3 separate regions of the Mus musculus genome follow, and all the other regions are linked to region 3. A link is a contact called in ENCODE Hi-C or POLR2A ChIA-PET data. All regions are on one chromosome and are shown on one strand. The core of a region is the stretch at or near the end of the contact, and the rest is flanking DNA. Distances in the headings are between cores, read along the strand shown. Region 1 holds the start of Lifr (LIF receptor alpha). Region 2 has its middle 14 kb from the start of Gm30663. Region 3 has its middle 10 kb from the start of Gm30971.

What was found. A loop is a pair of places that touch in the nucleus more often than their neighbours do. ChIA-PET counts read pairs that join two places held with the same protein, here RNA polymerase II (POLR2A).
Region 1: a loop to region 3 is called in a map of gastrocnemius, with 2.0 times the contacts of the local background. The contact joins the promoter of Lifr here to the enhancer-like site in region 3. A Hi-C loop is called at or near these places in 3 of 37 maps with a recorded cell type or tissue (adrenal gland, gastrocnemius and heart). POLR2A ChIA-PET finds 5 or more read pairs at or near these places in 5 of 5 experiments (Patski and embryonic stem cell).
Region 2: a loop to region 3 is called in a map of heart, with 1.8 times the contacts of the local background. The contact joins two enhancer-like sites. A Hi-C loop is called at or near these places in 1 of 37 maps with a recorded cell type or tissue (heart). POLR2A ChIA-PET finds 5 or more read pairs at or near these places in 1 of 5 experiments (Patski).

What each region holds. Positions count from the first base shown.
Region 1 is chr15:7,127,194-7,131,088 of GRCm38, reverse strand. Lifr (LIF receptor alpha) reads right to left here and starts at 1,517. Exons shown (of 20, transcript NM_001358593.1): 1 at 1,263-1,517.
Region 2 is chr15:7,046,727-7,050,276 of GRCm38, reverse strand. No RefSeq gene overlaps it. Among named protein-coding and RNA genes, the nearest start is that of Gm30663, 14 kb to the right of the region's middle. Within about 2 kb of position 2,261, at least 1 of the 3 ENCODE cell types and tissues checked has a DNase peak (open chromatin) inside an H3K27ac peak, as active enhancers do.
Region 3 is chr15:7,083,041-7,086,492 of GRCm38, reverse strand. No RefSeq gene overlaps it. Among named protein-coding and RNA genes, the nearest start is that of Gm30971, 10 kb to the right of the region's middle. Within about 2 kb of position 1,470, at least 1 of the 3 ENCODE cell types and tissues checked has a DNase peak (open chromatin) inside an H3K27ac peak, as active enhancers do; it is gastrocnemius, where a contact is called at or near this core.

The DNA.
Region 1 (3,895 bases), core at 268-2,767, 45 kb before region 3:
AGGAGACTCCAAGTCTCCACTCACTGGAGCAGAGCAGCCTGTGATCTCACCTCTCACAAGGCAAACACACCTCAGCTCAACTCTGGCCTGAGAGCAAACAGCAGCTCCGGCCTCCTTGACAATACGCCTCCTATTGAAACTGAGCTTAAGGTTCCTCATGGATGCCTCCAAATGAACACAGTTTCCACCTGGTTGGAAGAAGGAAAGTCAGGGAGAGAAAGAAAAGAGCACAGTCCAGTGTTTTTTAAAAGCACAGGCTATGCTGAGATTTGCTTCCCTCTGCCAGTCTCACCCGAGGAGCCTCTGCTCCTAGTGGAGTATGACTTCAGATCTGTGTCAAGATAATCCTGCAAGGGGAGGGGACGGCATCAGTTGCAATAAACAAATGCTTTAGTTTTTCACTGGGGGCGGTGCTTTAAATATAACGTGGGCACCGCTTTTGAACTCCTGACTAACGTAAAGTCAGGTCAACTCTAAGCAAATATTATTTGCTGGGTTAAATATGCAAGGGAAGGCATTGGATGGCAAAGTTTAAACTGAAAGTTCTGCTGAAAAACCCACTTTAAAGAAACAAAGTAAACGCAAAGAATGCATGTAACTGTCAGTCAGTAACAGCGCACGTGTCCTTTCAGTATCTGACTGCATTAAACACAGCTACAGAAAGGGACCCAAAGATAACCCTAGTGTAAACGAAAGATTCGTGTGTCTTGGCAGCTGAAGTGGGGGCTAGAATCACATAACTCAAGCTCCTGTGTAAGTTCACAACACTTGCTGTGCAGTTTTCTGTGCGTCTGGGTCCACGATCTCAGCTTTGTGCTTTAGACAACACATCCGGAAAGCCATCCATTAGGAAGCCTAACTTTGCTTGCCTACACTTTAACTTGGGAGTTTAATAAGTTTAGCGCCTTCGGACACAAGCACCTAGAACTACAGACAGGTCAGTCAAATGCACCATCAAAACAGAAAGGACGAGGAACTACTTTTCTGAAGCGCTGAGGTTTAGGGGCAGGAAACCATCTGGCAGGTCGCAGCTCCGAATGGGGAATTAAAGGTCCTGCCCATCCCCCTGGTAACCTCTGGCCTTGGAACTCAGTGCCCTTCGCGCCGCACAAGTTTCCCGCGGTGTAGCCCGCGTGGGCGCGGGCTGCAGGGTTGACCCCTCGGCTGGCACGGACGGCGTGAGCCCGAGTGGCGTTGCCCCAGAGCCGGGGACGCGCCCCCCGCACGCGCTCCGGGCTGCCGCGCCGCGCCCCCGCACTCACCAGCCGCTCCCGCGCCGCTATCTTGCCATCCCAGTCGGCCGCCGCCCCGGGGCAGCCCGGACCCTGCAGCACAGGACTGCAGTCCTGAAGGAGCAGTCCGGTGGTAGCAGCCGCCGTCCTGGCGCCCCTGTCCCCTTGCAGGCCGGCTCTAGCGGCCACCGACGACCGGCCGCCGCTGCCTTCTCCCAACCCCGCGAGCCACCGCAGCGCCAGGCGACGATAACGGCCGCGGCCACTGCCGAGACGCTCCGGCGCAGACTGCGCGCCCGGAGGCGGCGCCTGCGAGGAGCTCGGCGGGGGGCGCAGCACCCAGGCCCCGCCCAGGCCCCGCCCCGCGCGCCCCCGCAGCCTTCTCCGCCGTCCCTGCCGCGCGCACGGGGACGCGGGCCCGCGGGCCCGCGAGGCCGCGCGTGAGTCGGAGCCTCTGGGTCGCGCGCGGGCCCGGCGCCCAGGGAGGTGCCTCTGCCGAGACTCCGGTCGCGCGGCCAGCCTTGCAAGGTCACCGAGCGGCGGGCGAGAGCGCAGCGGCCCTGCGGGTGCAAAGCCTCCGGAAAGGCCAGCGGAGCCCAGGCGGCCCTGCGGGAAGCAGCGCGGCTCCCAAACCGCTGTCATTGCACTTTGCAAGCCGTGCGCGGAGGAGGAAACTCGTGTCGCCCCGAAAAGGCACACGGACGCCAATTACTGCGGGTTTTTTTTTTTTTCCTTTCTTTCTTTCTGATTTTGTGCATTACCTAAACTGCCCCCAAGCCGGGGCGCTGCCACTCAGTTCCCCTACTTTCTTGGTGAGGGGACCTCTCAGCTCCTGAGGGCCTGCGGGGGCAACTGAGAACATCCTGGAGCCATCTAGTCGTGCCTCTGAGGCGTGTTGGGCTTATTTGTGCAGAGAAGAAACGGATCCCTTAATGGGGTGAGATTTTTCCTCCGTGCATTGTTCCCATTTCCGCAGTTTCACTTGGCCTCGGTGTTCCTTCCAGAGTAATGCACCAAATGAAATTGGTAGGAGTGTTTTATGGCGCAGAGTCGTGGTTTGAAGATGTTTACGCTCTGTGCCGGACGCGTTTGATGGTGTTCTCTTTAGCACAATTAATTTTGCAAAGTTCAGAAATGTGCCAGACGGAGCCACTGGCACGCAGTCACATGGCTGTGCAGACACACCTTCCATAGGGAGCCGCTTGTTTGTTTTCAGATGTGATTTATCTGGTGCGCCAGGGCCAAGGAGTTTGTGAGGGACCTTTGACTGAAATTCTAGACTTTAGAATCTACAGCAATTTGCAAATCGGCAGGATGAAGCTTATTTTCTAAAATAAATATCCCCCGTTAATAATGTAACTCCAAAATGGGCAACAAGACACCTGAAAATATACTGCATGAAAAAATAAATTCTTAATAACATCTTTCAAAATAAAGTCACTAAGAGTATCCTAGTGACCAACTCCACTAAAGTGCATATTTTGAACATGAAGTGCCTCCTGCTGTCCATGACTGTTTCTGGACTGTGCTGAACCCGCCCCCATTTAAGTTGGACCATATTGCTTTTCCTTTATCCCCATTCTTTCCCACAACTTGAGAGACTTGGTATTCATATTGCAGTATTCTGTCTTTTCTATTAGACACAGCACCTATGGCTCACAGAGCTTTTAGGAGCTAACAAAAGTATTTTCATTTGTTTTCAGGTCAGAAGAAAAAAATAGATTCAAGTGTTTTAATGTAGAATAATATTGCTATCTTTGTACCTAAGGTAAACAAAATAAGAATGTTTAATGTTTAATAACTAAAGAGACTCATACATATCTAGAGTTCATGAAAAGCATGGCACAGCCTCGTTGTCCAGGACCTAGCATCCTTTTGCATGGAAAAAAATAGATAAGTAAACCTCAGACAAGACAACCACATGATTTTCACCTTGCATAGAACGCTGGCCCCTGTGGCCTTGCTCTCTTGATATGAATTTACTATTTAATCCTTATAACACACCTGTGAACTGAGTTCTGTTCCCACATGTAGGAACAGATACAAATTTCGTGGGGCCTGAAGTTTGTGCAGTTTGGGTGGCCCTCTTAAAAGAGCAAACAAAACAAAACAAATGAGAATATCCAACACGGTCCAGAACCACTCAGCACCTGGGGGAACAAAGAGGCCGGGCAGCCAGAAAGAGGCCTCTGTCTCAGCCATAGTGGCTAAGTTACCTTACCTTACAAATTGTACAAAGCACACATGGTCGTATAAACATACTGCCTAGGTTTTCTCGTATAGGGACGGAGAAAAGCTATCTGGAAGTTTGCCATCACAGAAAAACCCGCTTTGTATGTACCCATTCCACAGGCAAGAGTTTGGGAAATTCGTCACAAGTTGTTTGTTGAAATCTGTAACACTTTCATGATTCTGTGGAATGGCTAGAAGAATTGCAGTATGCACACTTCTCTAGGAGAAAGAATGGTTTCATATTTACATAAGATAGATACCATTTGTTATAAAGAAACCACTTTTAAAAATAGCAGTAACCATGTTGGATGGGACCAGTCCATAACTCATGTGAAGGCATTTGCTAGGACTCTGCCATCAGTGATGCCAGAGGCAAGTCAATTCTTTTTATCTCTGTGTTAAAAAAAAAAAAAAAAAAAGTAAATTAACCA
Region 2 (3,550 bases), core at 1,012-3,511, 37 kb after region 3:
TTACATTTGCCTTGTCATTTGGGAGATGGGGATGGACATGCCACAGCCTCCGTGGAGGTCCAAGGACAACTCGTGAGAGTTACTTCTCTTTTTCCAGCCTGTGTTCAGGCTCCATCTTGGGTCACTAGTGTTGGTATTCTGTCTAAACTCTACCCCCACAGTTTCTGGCAGCAGCCAGGTAGGCTTGGCCCACTATAAAAGGGGCTGCTTGCCCCCTCCTCTCTCTCTTACTCTCTTGCTCTCTCTTCTCTTCCTTGCCCCTTGACTCTTGCTCCCCTTCTCCCCCTTCCCTCCCCCCTTCTCTCCATGTGGTCATGGCCGGCCTCTACTTCTCTACTCTCTCCTTCTCTCTTTCTCTGTCTCTAACTACTCTCTTACCTCCCTTCCCCATGCCCTAAATTAACTCTATTCTACTCTATACCATTCTGTGGCTGGTACCTCAGGGGAAGGGGATGCCTCAGCATGGGCCCACCAAGACATCCCCTTTCCCCATACCTGCCACAGTCCCATAAAACACATTCTTATATCTTTATCTTTTTATGCTCACAACAACTAGCCTTGGCAGTGGGCACCTGTACTCACCGAGCCATCTCGTCCACAATTAGACCCACAACTAGAACTTTTGGTTGTGTAGAGTCAATAAATTCCTTTTAGTGTTTAAGCTGAGCTGAGTTGGAGTTTCTAACATATATGAGCAAAGATTATTTATTTTGATTAGTTGACAAATGGTTAGGGTCAGGGGATATGGAGAGCAGCTAATTGACGCATAATACACTGTTGTGATCCTCAAAGGCATTCAGTTGTAAGATGTACCCTTACTGAGTTCTCTTAATCACAAAATGTAATAAGTGTATGTGAAATTGTTGGAAATTAATACACAAATGGCATTTGGCAGCATAAAAGACAATGTTTGCAGAGGGGTGGAGGCCAGTGGGGTAGGAAAACGCTTCGTTTCTAGTGATGGGATAATAATAAGACAACGCTGAACAACTTCATCACTAAGAGAGCTGATCCAAGCTCCCTTCTGCCTGATCCACCCCTTCTCTGTGTGTAAATGCCTGCTGCATTTGGGCTATCTAATCTCTCTTCACTCTCGGTTCCCTGCATAATTTCTGCCCCTGAGTTACAGGAAATTTCTGAAAAGCCACTTAGAGGCAGATAGCTCTTCAGCATTCCACTCTAACAATCGATAAAGGCAGCACTCACTGAAGAGATAATCACACACAGGATGGAATCTAATATGCACGATGCTGATATTTTAACCGAGCTGGAGAAGCCGACAAGTCTTTGCTCGAAGCTGCAGCCTAGTTCGTTTTCCTGTCTTTGTCTTATATTTCTATGTACTTTTAAGGCCAGGTTTTTTGAAGTAGCTTATAGTGAGTTCATTCTATTTTAGTTGTTCAAGGCTGGAACTAAGGTCAAGTCTACATAAAAATAAGCACTGTGCCAACCAGCAAAGAGTACATTATTCTAGGGAGAAATCAAATGACCATTATGACCCTGAGGCAGATGCCACACCCTCTTCACAGTCTCATTTTAGCTTCTTAAGGAAGAGAGCTGAATGTTCACCACCAGAGTATGCCAGACCAGCCAGAAGTGCCTGGAATGAAAAGCTTTTCAGTGGTGAGATGTCCCTTGCCCTGCGGAGCTGTCCTGTTCCAGCGGGAAGGGGGATGATGCAGTGCCTCTAGCCCATCTTTTGGATTGCAAGTAAAGTGGAAACGGGGCTTTCTTTTCTCTTCCCTTCCTGGAATTCTTCTCTGTGGCTACAAGCCACAGATCAACATGTCCAACCTCTGCTTATAAACTATCCTTTGGGAGAGTCTTGCCACTTCTCTTTTTTTTTTAATTTAATTTTTTACTCATTCTCTTTACATCCCACTCACCACCTCCCTCTTAATCACCCCTCCCACAATCCTTCCCCCCCCCCCACATCCCTTCTCCTCTGAGCAGGTGGGGACACCTCTGGGCATCCCTCACCCTGGCACTTCAAGTCTCTGCAAAGCTAGGAGCTTCCACTCCACGGAGGCCAGACAAGACAGCCCAGCTGGAAGCACATACCCCATGTACAGGCAACAGCTTTTGGATAGTTCCCATTTGCAACCCACATAAATACCAAGCTGCACATCTGCTACATATGTGCAGGGAGGCCTAAGTGCAGCTCCATCCACTGTTTGGCTGTGGGTGTCTGTATCTGTCTGAGTCAGCTGCTGGGTGGAGCCTCTCAGAGGACAACGTGCTCCTGTCTGCAAGCATAACAGAGTGTTATTAATAGTGCCAGGAACTGGTGCTTGCCCATGGGATGGGTCTCAATTTGGGCCGGTTATTGGTTGGCCATCCCCTCAATCTCTACTTCATCACCCATGCCTACGTTTCTTGTAGAAAGGATAAAGTTGGGGTTGAAAGTTTTGTGTGTGGGTTGGTGTCTCTATCATTCCACTAGGCTTCCTGCCTAGGCACAGGAGGTGGCCTCTCCAGGTTCTATATTCTCTGTGTAATGAGTCACAGCTAAGGTCACCCCCATTGATTCTTGGGTGCCTTCCTTATCCCAGGTCTCTGTCTCATCCTGATAGCAGTCTACTCTGTACGAAAAACACTTCTCCACACAAACTTTAGCAAAGATGAAGGAGATTATGTGATCATAGCTAAAGCAGTAAGATTTTCTGATCTATTCCATAGCTCTAGTCAGCATTCACAACACTGCTAGGTAAGAGTATTGTGAGGTGCCTTTAATACAAAATTGCTGTCACTACAGCTGATTAAATGGACATTGCCTTCTCCTGCCCATGACCATGTTCACTATTATCTCCATCAGTATTACTTGCATATTCATGGAATGAAAGAATCGGGACATGGTAACGTCAGACCTCTATGTATATGAATTGGGGATAAGAAAACATAAGACAAGTATAGTCACAGTATTGAGATTTACTTCTTGGATAGCGATATGGACAAATGGGATTTGCCTTCAGGGCATTGGAAGGGCAGTGTCTTAGCAAAAACATTGACAGCATTAAAACTCCCAAAATGGTCCATTTAAAGGACTCCTTATTAGTCCTCACCAGAGCAAATAGAGACTTTATGTTCTTTCTCTCTTAAAAAAAATAAATTTCTTCCTTAGCTCTTAATGTTCTCTTTTGGTTGCTAAGTGAGTTTTTATGCAAAAGATTTCCCAACACTTAGTCTTCAAATAATACATGTAGCCAAGATGACCAGGTTTCTCCAACCAAGTATCGCAGGAAGAAAAAGAGAGAAATGGGTTGAAGATATGTAGAAAGCAAAAGCAGTGAGAAGCGGTCCATGGGACCTTTGCTCAATCAAGTCAGCGATGACTAGGGCAAGTCTGCAAAGATGCTCCAGAGAGAGATGCAACAGCTGCATCAAGACTTGTGGATCGTTGGTTCTGGTGATGTGAGAGGGGACCTCAGTAAGCTACCCTTTGTATTTGAGCCTTTTCAAATGAAAAAGAAAATTGAAACATTATATTAAGGTATTGTATTTGTCATCTTATAAAACAGGACAAGTACAAAATTAATCAATTAAATATTTT
Region 3 (3,452 bases), core at 221-2,720:
TCTGTCTACCAGTGACTTGATTTTGGACTTCCAATCTCCAGAACTAAAATGGATAACATGTTGTTTAAGCCACTCAGCCCATGGTAGTTGGTGTGTGTGTGTGTTTGTGTGCTGTGTGTAGCTCTGCAGGAGAGCAGAGCAAAGACCTTGCACACATTACATAAAAGCCCTTGTGGCTTTTAGATCTAGCAGTCTGTGTTAAGATCAGGGGAAAAGTCGAGTAGGATACAGTCTCAAAGGAGTGGGGCCAGATTGGGAGAGACAGGGGCCAGGTGCAGGGGGCTCTGTTGGCATCTCTTGAAGTCTCTCCTGTCCCTGGTTCTGACTGATGCAAGGCCCTTGCCTGGGTCAGTGCACTCCATCTGGGTCAGGTTGAAATGTATGTGCTGACTTCCAGACAGTACTTCTGGGAGGCTTTGCTAGATTCTTCCAAGGGACTTTCTGGTTCCTTCCTCTGGACTCAGCTGAGATTTGCTCAAGATGGTTCTGCACCTGACGAATTCTTTGCATTTCCGTAGGTAATCTCACTTGATCCTGGGGCTTGAGACGATCCTTTCAGACTGATAACTCCCGAGCTGGGATCTCCAGTCCTAAACGGATGAACCTGAAAGTGATCAGAAACCTCCCTGAAGCCAGGTTTTTCACAACACACCCTGCTGTTCTACTCTCCTGCTGGATTATAACACTACCTCAATTCTGTCACCCCAATCAGAAACCAAACCCTGTGGTCCCTTTTACCTCACCTACTTTCTTCCATGTGAAAGTGAATTTTTGTCTGTGATCACCTATGACTCCTCCCCACTTCCCACTTTTTATTGCTCTTTGTCATCTCTCACCTGGACACATCCCTAGTGTTCCAATCAGTCATTTATATTCAGTGTTAGAGCCTCCTGTTTGGTCTTCCAGGCTATTCTAGAATTTTCTTTCACAAGTGACAAACTGAGGATCTTAATGGCTCAATTCGTTCTCATCAGCCGTGACCAGATAGAATTTAAACACATGCCTGGTACACACCCTGCTTCGTTGTCTTCTGACCCCTTGGTTTACGTTGTTTGCTGAGGATTCCAAGTTACACCCCAGGCTTCACTACCAGAGCCCCGCTCCTGTTACACAAGCTGCTTTACAACCAACCACGCCTTTTTACTTAGGGCTTTGCCCTGCCTCTTCCTTCATCCTGGATGACAGAATCTGCTGTTCCTCTTTTTCTCAGTGCACCCAGGGATTACTGTGCACAGCTGAACACTTCCCTTTTTCATCTGCAGCTGCAGAGGAGCAGCTGCAAGTACCCAGGGACCACCCTGTGCACCGAGGCACTGTGGAGTTTCTCTGCAGCTTCTGAGGCTGACCATTCACTGCCTCTTCCCAGAAATCAAGGGCTGATCTAGTTCCTCTTTTGTTCTCAGGGCCACGGACAGGAGCCAGGGCAGGCAGCATCTCTCGTGCATATACCCAACATGTTCCCCCACAGAGCTCCAATTGCCTGGCAGACGGTGTTTCCAGTTTTCCAGAAGCAGGGTCTGTCTGAGGAGTGACTGTCCTCATTGCATGGGCTGGAAGCCTGGCTTCAGTCCTGGCTTTGTGATCTGAGCAAATTATTGGACCACTATGGGTCTCAGCTCTCTCATTTGTAAAGTGGGGGAGTTATGACCCACAGGACATATCTCTCAGGATTCTTATGAGGTAAATGAGTCACTGTTTAGGTAGGATTTGGAACCGTGCCTGGCATGTGGCAATATGTGTTTGGGAGATTAATCAATCAATGGATCCCTATTGGTTTGGGTGTTAGGGCAGAGCCAGGATGTGAAGACATAGATAGTGTCCTATCTGTGTGTCAGGGGTATAAAAAATTGCAATCATTGTTTTTATTACTCTTATTTTTATATTTTAAAACTAACTTTTAAAATTAGGACACAATGTGACAGCTCCATCTTGACAGCTCTCTCTCTCTCTCTCTTCTGTCCCCACCAGCTGGTTCCCTCTCTTCTTTCAGTTAATCCCAACTTCTGCTTTCATAATATAAATATTCCACTCGAGGCTTACCTCTCAATTTCTTCTTCCACCCTCAAGCCTTTCTAGTTTGAACATTTATTCAAATTATTTTAATTTCAAATGCATTACACACACACACAAATACACACACCCAGAGACACATAGACATACACAGACACACACACACACACACACACTTAAACCTTGGTCCCACCTATAAGAGGACACATTTTATTTATCATTCCAATAAATGTTTTTATTTATTTTGCATAGCGTACTTATTTTCAGTTGCATCCACTTTCTTATGAATGTTATGACTTTACTTTTCTTTATGGTTGTACAGACTCCCACATGTATACGCACCACATCCTTTGTATCCATTCATCTGCTGATGGACACACAGGCCAGTTCTGCTCCCAGGCCAGTGTAAATGATCGGTGCTACCACCAGCATGAGTGTGCAGATATCTTTGTAGTAGAACCTGGAGTCCTTTGGGTATTGACGAACCAATCATCTTCCAGTTTAGGCTTAAAAGCCACTTACAGAAAAAACTAATAGGTTTATTCCTGTTTATGACTGAACCTCTGTTTTTCAAGGACTGAGCTGTGCCCCACCTGTAACCCTAACTACAAATGGTTCTGTCCCACCTGTTCTAGGAATGGCAATCATGTCTTTGTTTCAGAAAGTTGTTTATAATCATCTTGAAACCCTACCTTTGTTTCCAAAGGTTATGTGAACACCTATGACGACCTTGTTATGACGACCTGCTGTGACTACCTTGCTTTGTTATGCTCTACTCCTGTAAGCCCATCTATTTTTGCCAGCCAAATCTCCCATTTGGAAACCCCTTACCCCTGGGTCATAAAATCCTTGTCTTCCTTGAATCCAACACTGATCTCTGGAACCCTGCCTTAGGGCGAGGCAGCTCATGTATATAAACAAAAAAGCTTGCTTTAATTATTTCCTTACTTTGATTACTTTGGCCATCTATGATTTGGGTCAGTGGTCTTTCTCCTCCCATCTTCAGGTTTAACATGTCTATTCAGGAGTGAGAGATAAATCTTACGCTATTTCTATTTTTAGCTTTCCTGACGAAACTGCATCCTAATTTCCACAGTGGCTACATCAGTTTATAGTCCCATCAGCAGTGAACAGGGGTTCCTCTTTCCCCACATTCTGGTCAGCATTTGCCATGATTTCTTTTCTTGATGTCAGTCATTCTGACTGAGTGAGATGGAATCTCAACAAACGCTCTCCCTCTTGTTATCTGAGTCTGTCCTGCAAAGCAACTACAAATTGGATATTGTTTTACATGCTTTGTGGAGTAAAACAGGATCCAGGCCTAAAATGCTCAGTGCTACATAGCTTCACTTTAGGTATGGGGCCAGGCTCTAGATTTGGGCCTATCATTCTACCCATACACAACCCCTGCCTATCAAGGGGCATGCGCTTCCACTGAGCAA